Regions from separate parts of the Homo sapiens genome. Here regions 1 and 2 are each linked to region 3. Evidence: chromatin contacts called from ENCODE Hi-C or POLR2A ChIA-PET data. All regions are on one chromosome and are shown on one strand. Each heading gives the region's core, a stretch centred on a gene start or an enhancer-like site at or near the end of the contact. The rest is flanking DNA. Distances are from core to core; before and after follow the strand shown.

What was found. A loop is a pair of places that touch in the nucleus more often than their neighbours do. ChIA-PET counts read pairs that join two places held with the same protein, here RNA polymerase II (POLR2A). Pooled maps may share reads with other maps.
Region 1: a pooled map shows a loop between it and region 3 (7-fold over the local background). The contact joins the promoter of SNHG26 here to the promoter of FAM221A in region 3. A Hi-C loop is called at or near these places in 5 of 50 pooled maps. POLR2A ChIA-PET finds 5 or more read pairs at or near these places in 2 of 52 experiments (T-cell and activated T-cell).
Region 2: a loop to region 3 is called in a map of B cell, with 7 times the contacts of the local background. The contact joins the promoter of KLHL7-DT here to the promoter of FAM221A in region 3. A Hi-C loop is called at or near these places in 1 of 168 maps with a recorded cell type or tissue (B cell) and 10 of 50 pooled maps.

Annotation. Positions count from the first base shown.
Region 1 is chr7:22,852,722-22,855,589 of GRCh38, reverse strand. It overlaps SNHG26 (small nucleolar RNA host gene 26), which reads right to left and starts at 1,350. Exons shown (of 5, transcript NR_146320.1): 1 at 1,310-1,350. RefSeq lists enhancers at 346-575, 367-978 and a silencer at 1,076-1,535.
Region 2 is chr7:23,104,175-23,106,972 of GRCh38, reverse strand. It overlaps KLHL7-DT (KLHL7 divergent transcript), which reads left to right and starts at 1,270. Exons shown (of 3, transcript NR_046220.1): 1 at 1,270-1,414; 2 at 2,656-2,723. KLHL7 (kelch like family member 7) reads right to left here and starts at 1,188. Exons shown (of 11, transcript NM_001031710.3): 1 at 827-1,188. The coding sequence starts at 946. RefSeq lists enhancers at 242-321, 27-1,013, 802-1,081, 1,202-1,391, 1,014-2,000.
Region 3 is chr7:23,678,876-23,681,575 of GRCh38, reverse strand. It overlaps FAM221A (family with sequence similarity 221 member A), which reads right to left and starts at 1,377. Exons shown (of 7, transcript NM_199136.5): 1 at 1,293-1,377. The coding sequence starts at 1,357. RefSeq lists an enhancer at 574-823 and a silencer at 1,154-1,443.

The sequences.
Region 1 (2,868 bases), core at 101-2,600, 830 kb after region 3:
CTGGGTCTATCTATAACGCTGGATAAAAGATGCCTAGAACCTAGGCTGCAAATGTACAAGCTTTCCTCATTAAAGAATGGTAAAATGGGTCCCATTTGGTTTCATCAAAAAGGCAGCAAATCTTTCACAACTGAGGAAAACAGGTGAACCACGAGCTTCACATTCCAACAGAACTGTGGTACCTATGCTAGCCACAAAGATTATTTGTTGACTCAAATGTAAATTTAGATCTTTATCAATTTTACTAAATTCGCAAAGTATCCCTTTATATAGCATTTTGTACCAGTAATGAACAATTAGTATGCTCAGCGATGCTCAGGAGAGCCGCTCCAAAAACTTACATTATTCCCCAGACAAACGTTCTCTAGGGGCAGCCTTGCGTATTTCTACACCTTAGTAGACCTAAGTTAGGCGTTCAACACCTTGTCCTGGTCCAAGCCAGAAAGAACCCAGTAGTTCAGACTTTTCCCAGGTCAGAAAACCACGAAGGGCCTCCTCACACCCTGATTAAACGTTGGAAGCGGGCCCTGTGCTGTAATAACGCTCTGGCCACTCCCAAAAAAGCGAATCTTCGGGAGGAAAGCAGGCTCCCTTATTAGGGCTCACAGCACTCCGCTCAACTTACTGTAGGCGTCGGCTCCAGCAAGACTCGTCCCTCCAAGCCTTTAAATTATCTGACTGCGGGCCAGTAGCAAATGAACGGCACTGGTGGCGGTGGGGGATGGCTGCGCGAGTGAAATGACCTCCGTGTGTTTGCTAACCCCGCTATTATACTGCCCCGCTTAGAAACTTAAAGCGCTTCAGACATCAGATCTCACTCGCTTCCCAAATAGGCTTCCGTCCGCGCGGTCACAGCCCCTGGGCAGGCAGGAGCCCCGAGTGCACCAAGAACCCAGAGACCGTCCGGGGCTCGGCGCCTCCGCCTGCGGTTGGAATTTGATCCTCAAAATGCAATCATTTAATTGAAAAAGGACTAAAAGCTGCCTGTAGGCCGAATGCGTGGACGGCAGGGACTCAGGCACGGGAGGTGACGGGCGCCTGGCGGCTTCTGCTGAGTGGGGGTGGGATCCTCGAGGAAAGGGGGCGGCCCCTTCAAGCGCACAAGGACACGGGCCGTCCTAACCCGGGACGAAGGGCCCAAGCGCCACGAGGACGCCCCCACCCCCGAGGGGCCCTAACGGAGGCTTCCCCGCGGCGCCGAGCCGAGGCCTCGGCGTGGGGGCAGCGAGAGGCGCGCCTAGGAAGCGCACGGGGTAGCCCCGGAGCCACGTGGTCGGCTCCTGCGTCCAGAAGGTCCGAGCCCACTTACCCAGTCACGCGCCGCGGCCGAAAAGGGAGGGCACTGCGGAGATCAAGTTTAAAAGGGGCCTGGGCGGGGCGGCACCAACCAAAAAGTTGCCGGAAGGCCCCTCCGGGTCCAGCACCCGCCCCGCCCGCGGGGCCCGGAGGCCCTCGCGCGCCCCCTGTCGGCGGCCCGGGCCTTCCCCGCCTTGGGCCCCCCCCCCCACCCCACACGGCCCCGGCTCCCACTTGGCCCCGGCTCCCACTTTGCCCCGGCCTCCGAGTCTGGGGAGTCTGCCCCAAACTCTCGCTGGCTGTGATGTCTCTTTACCTCGTTGAAGGTCAGAGGAAGCTCCTGCCACTCAAATAATGTTAGGTGTCTCTGGTACCCACTCCCCTCCCTTGCCTGGTGTTTCTTAAAGTCTTCAGCCACGCCCCTGGGTGCTTCTTTCAAGACTCGTCTAATTACGTAGCAGAAGACTGGCTCCCGTTAAAGGATGTGAACATTAGCGGAGGTCGGGGGTGCAAACTCATCGAAGAGGGGTTGAAGCACGGGGAGGACTCCTGGTGCCTGGAGTGCTGCATGCTTAGAATGATGGCCACGGCCCGCAAATATCTTGCCCCCAAAGCACGTCTGTGTCATTGGACTGTGAGGAGGAAGGGGAGAAGGTATTCTGACTGCAGTAAAATAAGCAGGTCTGTTGGCTGGATGCCTAAGCAGCACTACATATAGAACATGAGTGTTAAGGACTGAATTTGTCCCCACTCCCAAAGACATTGAAGACCTAACCTCCAGCACCTGTGAATGCGACCTAACTTGGAAAAACTGCGTCTTTACAGATGTGGTCAAGACGAGATCATTGGGGTGGACCCTCCTAATTCAACATGACTGATGTCCTTATCACACGGTGTCAAAATGCCACTTGAAGACAGAGACACACGAAAATGTGGCGGGACAGGGGCAGATCAGAGTGATGCAGCTGTAAGCCCAGGAATGCGGTGGATTGCCGGCCACCACCGGAGAAAGGCTAGGAAGAGGCAAGGAAGGACCCTCCCCTGCAGATTTCAGAGGGAGCTTGGTGTTTGGTTCTGCTGACACTTTGATTTTGGACTTCTAGTCACAAGAAATGTGAGACAAAACATTTCTGTTAAGTCACCGAGTGCTTTGTTAAGGCATCCCTAGGGAATTAATACAAGGACTGTGGGGACTTTCCCTCTGCCGTTCTGTGTAAAATCTGGCCATAAAGACATTATTTGACTTCCCTTGTTTGACTGTAGGTCATAAGACCCCCATTCCAGAGGGAGTCCTGTCCCATACCCAGAAGGAAAGAGTGCATGCTCAGAGAGGCCAAGAAGAATCCAGACAGACAGGCCTTGCTGGGTTTTCTCCCTCTATTAGTCTTAGATCATACACTTTTTGTCCGATCACATTTCTACGTCACTGCCCATACTTTGTTGAACCTAGGCATAAAAATGGATAATTTCCCCTGTATCTTTGGGTCTTCATTTGAAGGATCCCGGGTATACACATTAAATACATTTATATGCTTTTTCTCCAATTAATCTGCCTTTTGCAAGTTGATTTTT
Region 2 (2,798 bases), core at 21-2,520, 570 kb after region 3:
ACAAAACCCAAACATTCCCACAAATCTACTTAGATGTGTATTATCTATAAATAAAGCTTACAGAAAGGAAAAAGTGACTTTCTATGCTTATCGGTGTAGATGTTATGGAATTAAAAAAAAAAAAAGCCTCTTTGTTTCACCTTCGCCAGCGTTAAAATCCGTTCTTTTCATAACCCACCTTTCGCCGATGTGCTGCAGAATTTCACGAATGCACCACACACCAAGGACAGAACAAAGAGCTCCTCTTAATAACAGAGGCGCACAGTGCCCTTAGAAGATGGCATGGTATTTATCGATGGCTGCTTCTGCTCTAAATTAGCACGAACAGGAGGACTCCTCTTCAACTAGCTCCACCGGGGAACACAGGAGGGGGCGGGGATCCTTATTTAAGAGCAGCTGATGTCAGGCCAGCAACTCTCCTCCCTTTGGGGGCTTCGGTTTGGGCTATGCCAACGGGTTTCTTCACACAAGATCTCACGGCACCTTAAAACGGCTCGCCAATGGAAGGATCCTCGCCCCACAAAGAGATAACTAGGGCAGAGCTGTTACACAACCGATACCCGACGGCGAAAGCCAGCCTGAGGAGTCCCCCAGGAGTCTGACTTGGGAGCTACATCCTCGGCAGACGAGAAGCACTTTTGCTCGAGAATTGTTTTACGCGCCCCTCTACCAACTGCGGAATCGCTCGCCTGCGAAAACGGAAGGAGGGGCGAGGACAGAGAAAGAGGGGCGCGATCCACAGGGCGCGGGGTTCCACCCCGGGAACCAGGGGCCCGAGCCCCGGACCACCTCCCACCGTCGTCCGTCACTCCCACAGAGGCGGTACCTGTTTCCGCATGTTATTCATGACGCCCATGAAACCCGCCAACAATTTAGCTTCTTCCCGAGCAGCAAGTTTCTTCTCGGTCTTCTTCTTGCTGCTCTTCTCCACCCCAGAGGCTGCCATCCTCCCTCAGCTCGGTTCACGCCCGGGGCTCGCCGGGCCGGGCGAGGGGTCGCACTCTCTGGGCACACTGGGGATTCTATCGACCAAACACGGCGATCGGCAGTGCAGCTGCAGCGCCCAGCTCTGGAACGCGCGGCAGGCGGCGGTGGCTCGGCCACTGCCGAAAGACAAGGCCGGGCGGCCCCCTTAGAAACGCTCAGGGAGCGACGCTACCAACTGGGCTGCGTCCCCGGGCAGAACCCGAGCCCTGCCCAGGAGCCTGCGCACTTCGCGCAAGGAGGCGGGGGCACTATGAGGAGAGTCAGGGGCGGGGCCTGACACGTCACAGTGGCGCGCCGTTCCGAGCAATGAGACTGCAGGCACAGGTGCGGCCGGATTCCCTGTCGCTGTCCCGCGCTGAGTGAATTTTGCCTCGGAGCTGGTCCGAGGTCGCGCCTGCTCTTTTGTGTGCCCAAGGCAGATTTCCAGGTTTCGGTTACGTGATTATCTTTTTTTTTTTTTTTTTTTTGATAATTGGGTTGTGGAACATGCAAAGGTGTCTCCCATCAGTGTAAGGCTTCATGGGACAGGGTCGGTGTTCAGTGCAGTATCTGAGCCTGGTGTATGGTAGGCGCTCAATAAATATTAAATGATGAAAGGATATTACTGCAAGTTAAAGTCATGTTACACGGAGCACAAGATTTATTTTCGTGGGATTCATAACGCAAGAGCACACAGTCCCGTTGGTGTCTCCTTGGCGTGCAATGAATGTCTGCCTAACTAGGCTGGCTTACTGTGTGTTTACAACTGAAATCAGTTGTCAGTCGGTTCTAGAAATCTTCAGTTAGGCTTCTCTAAGTGTTTTACGGGAACACGGAACTCAATCACAGCCCTCATGGAAATGTTTTTTGTAACCATATTCTTTCTACTGTATAGTAATATACAGGATTATTTGAAATTGTACATTATTTAACATTATGAAAACTTTATATCTCATTGGTTTTCCTCCTCGGTCTATATAGGACTATACAGAGACATTTTATGTAAAATAATTTACACCATTGAGGCTTTTTTTTTTTTTTTTGGAGGCAGGGTCTCGGCCCTGTCGCCCAGGCTGGGGGTGCGGTGCAGTGGCTAATCATAGCTCACTGAAGCCTCAGCACTCCTGGGCTCAAGCAATCCTCCCATCTCAGCCTCCCAAGTAGCTGAAACTACAGGCGTGCAACACCACTCTGGGCTAAGTTTTAATTTTTAAATTTTTTTGGTGGTGGTGGTGGTGGTGGTGGTGGTGGTGAAGAGGTCACACTATGTTGCCCAGGCTTGTCTCGAACTCCTGGTGTTATGCAATCCTCCCGCCTAGGCCTCCCAAAGTGCTGGGATTACAGGAATGAGCGGCCAGGCCTGGCCCACAGTATACTTTTCTTGTTGAGGACAAACCATATAGCATAATCCAGATGAAAGAGCAAGCTATATATACGCCTCAATTTTTACAAAAGAGTAAGATACTTATGTCTCTGTACTCTTTATCTTTCTTCTATTAATCTAGAGGTTCTCAGATGTGCCTCTATTTTAACTAGTTGATTTGGGGATTTCAGGTGAACCCTGGCAATAGGAATAATTTATTGTTAATAAAATTATAAATGAGAAAATTTTTCATTCACTTTATTAAATGACCCAGGACACTGAAGAAAAACGGAATAAATTTTTTTCTTTTTTTTTTAATTGAAAAGAAGTAGAAATCTGTCTTCTAACTCTAAGGCCTTGGGAGATGAAGGATCCGTGATTCAAAGGCAGAAATGTAAGTGATGAAAAAGAATGCTGTCCTGTAATAAGGCAAAAAAGAAACGAGGAACAGCATCCTTAGTCCTTGATG
Region 3 (2,700 bases), core at 128-2,627:
ATTAGCTGGCCGCCTGTAGTCCCAGCTACTCGGGAGGCTGAGGCAGGAGAATCACTTGAACCCAGGAAGCGGAGATTGCGGTGAGCCGAGATCGCGCCACTGCACTCCAGCCTGGGAAAGAGTCAGACCCCGTCTCAATAAAATAAATAACTAAATAATTTCTCAATAAAATAAATAACTACATACATAGGTCTGCCCTAACATGTTCGGAGCTAGGCAAGAGTCAACTGGAGGCCCACAATTCACATATCTAAATATCCAAGTTATCAGTCAACACCAGCTCCAGCAACTTGCTCCCAGGCAAAAGCTCTGGAGAACTGGAGGCTAAAGGAGCCGGCTCTGCTCTGGGAGAGGACGGGATGGTGGTTGTTCTGACCCTGAACCGGGCGTGGGAACTGACCCCATCAAGCTCCTAGCCCTTATTCTTCTGGCTCAGAATATCCAGGCAGTTCTAAGGGTTACCCAAAACTACACAAACAGGGCAGTCAGAGCAGGGGAGAACAGTCAGCTGGGGGGCCGTCTGCGCGCACACCTCTGGGTCATCTGGGCCACCCACGATGCCGCAGAGGAGCCCCTGTCGCTCGCTCCGGCCTCCCTGGCGGAGCCTGGAGCGTCTCCCCTCCGCTTGTACACACACATCCTCCCGCCCCAACTCCGCGTCCTCAGGCGGTCCTCTCCAGGACTTCCCATCCGCCCAGATTCCGGACGATCAAAAACCCCAGGAAGCGGAAAAAGAGCGCGTCGCTGCAGGTGCACCAGCCTCGGTCAGGATCCAGGACAATGAACCGCGTCCTCAGGCCAAAGGAGCGACTCCGTTTCCAGTTTCGGAAGGGGTTTCTCCAGAATACCAAACACCAGTCGGTGCCTTTCTCCTAAAACCAGCACCTCGGGGTGGGGAGCGCGTTCAGAAGTTCACGGTTGACTCAATTACTGGGTTAATTTGATGTATGCTAACTTCTATAGCCCCGAGTACTCGATGTGCCTGTTTTCAATGGCCATTTAAAAAACAGCTGGACCTCTGTATCAATCTAGAGTTAGTCATCCTTCTTGGAAGGGAGCAGAGGGGCCTCTTAAATGTTATTGGAAGACTCATCACTGCATAGAACCGCGTGGCCCTACAATATTTAATTAGGCAAAGACTAAACTGGAATTCATCTAGGCCTCCCCCAACAGCCCAGGCACAGATTCCGGGAACCCCCGCGGACGCCCGCCGGGCCCCTGCTCGCGCCCCCAGCCCAGGGATCCTGGCCCCTCGGAGCGGCGGGGGGGCAGGCCCGGAGCCACAGCCTCACCTCCGGTACTCCAGGTACTCGTCCACCGCCGCCGCGCCGCCGAGAGGCAACGTCAACCGCTCCATTGCCGGTGGGGAAGCCAAAGGCTTCCCTGCGGACCAGCTGACCTCGAAGCCCGACCCGCCCCGTTCCCTCCCGGTACCGCGCCCCCTCCCGCCCGCCTCCTGATTGGCCCGGCCTGAAGCCCGAGGAGGCCGCGCGCGGCAACTGCGCAGGACGCGCGCCCCTACTGGCTGCCGGCGCCAGGCACCAGAACCCGGATCTCCGCAAGCGCAGCCTCGCGCCACATGGAGTGCAGTTTGCCGCCCTCCACAAACCTTGCACCTATTCCCCTCTCCCTTCCCTGGACCGGCGAGTCTTCTTGTAAATTAACAAGTGACAAGGGAGTGCAGTGCCTTGCATATAACAGGCGCATAGAAAATGGCTTATTTCTTTGTACAGCTCTTTTCGCTTAATCCATCTCTTGAAATATAAGTAGTTTTGAGAAGGTTCTGCTTTAGTTTGAGGCCTGCCTCTCCTTAACTGTCGGCCTGTTTCCAGTATTGGCGTTTTCAAAAACTCTGATGTAACAATCAGTAGTCCTGGGTATCTGGGTTCACTTTGGGGGTTGCTAAAGCTACATGTTCTTCAAAGGAACCGAATAACTGATTTAAGGTGAAGCAAGTAAAAACAATTTAGGTGAAGTTTTGTTGTTGTTTTTTAACTTTTGGAAACACTCTGCAAAATATATTTAGAAGCTGAATTACCATGCGATTGGTAATTTGGCCATAATTTGACTTAGCACGTTGTGGAAAAGAATAGGAAATCTTCAGGCGAAGTCATTAAACTCTGAAGCTCCCAGGGGATCAGCTTTAGCGCCCTCTGTAAAGTATCTGGGAGGGAGAATATGCAAACAATAAGAAAAATAATTAAACTTCAGTACAGTACTTTAGTTTCAAAGTACTGTTCTACATATTTCAGGTCCATAAAACATTATGTAAACAAATTGTTTGGGTACCACCCACCTCCCTTCTCGGTACCCTTTCAACAAACCCCACCCTCTCCCCAAAGTCTTCCTCCTGTTCAGAGGCGTTCTTGACAGTCAGATAAATGAGTGATCCTGAAATCGGATTCATATTTTAGGAAACTGATCTCAGCTCAGTATTCTCTCCTATCACACGTGTGGTTTGCTGCTGTCCATTTTACCTCTTCCACCCGACACCTCCCAGATGGGGTCTTGCTCCGTCTCCAAGGCTGGAGTGCAGTGGCGGGATCTCGACTCACTGCAATCTCTGCCTCCTAGGTTCAAGCAATTCTCCTGCCTCAGCCTCCTGAGTAGCTGGGATTACAGGCACTAGCCACCACGCCTGGCTTTTGTGTGTGTGTGTGTGTGTGTATTTTTAGTAGAGACAGGGTTTCACCATGTTGG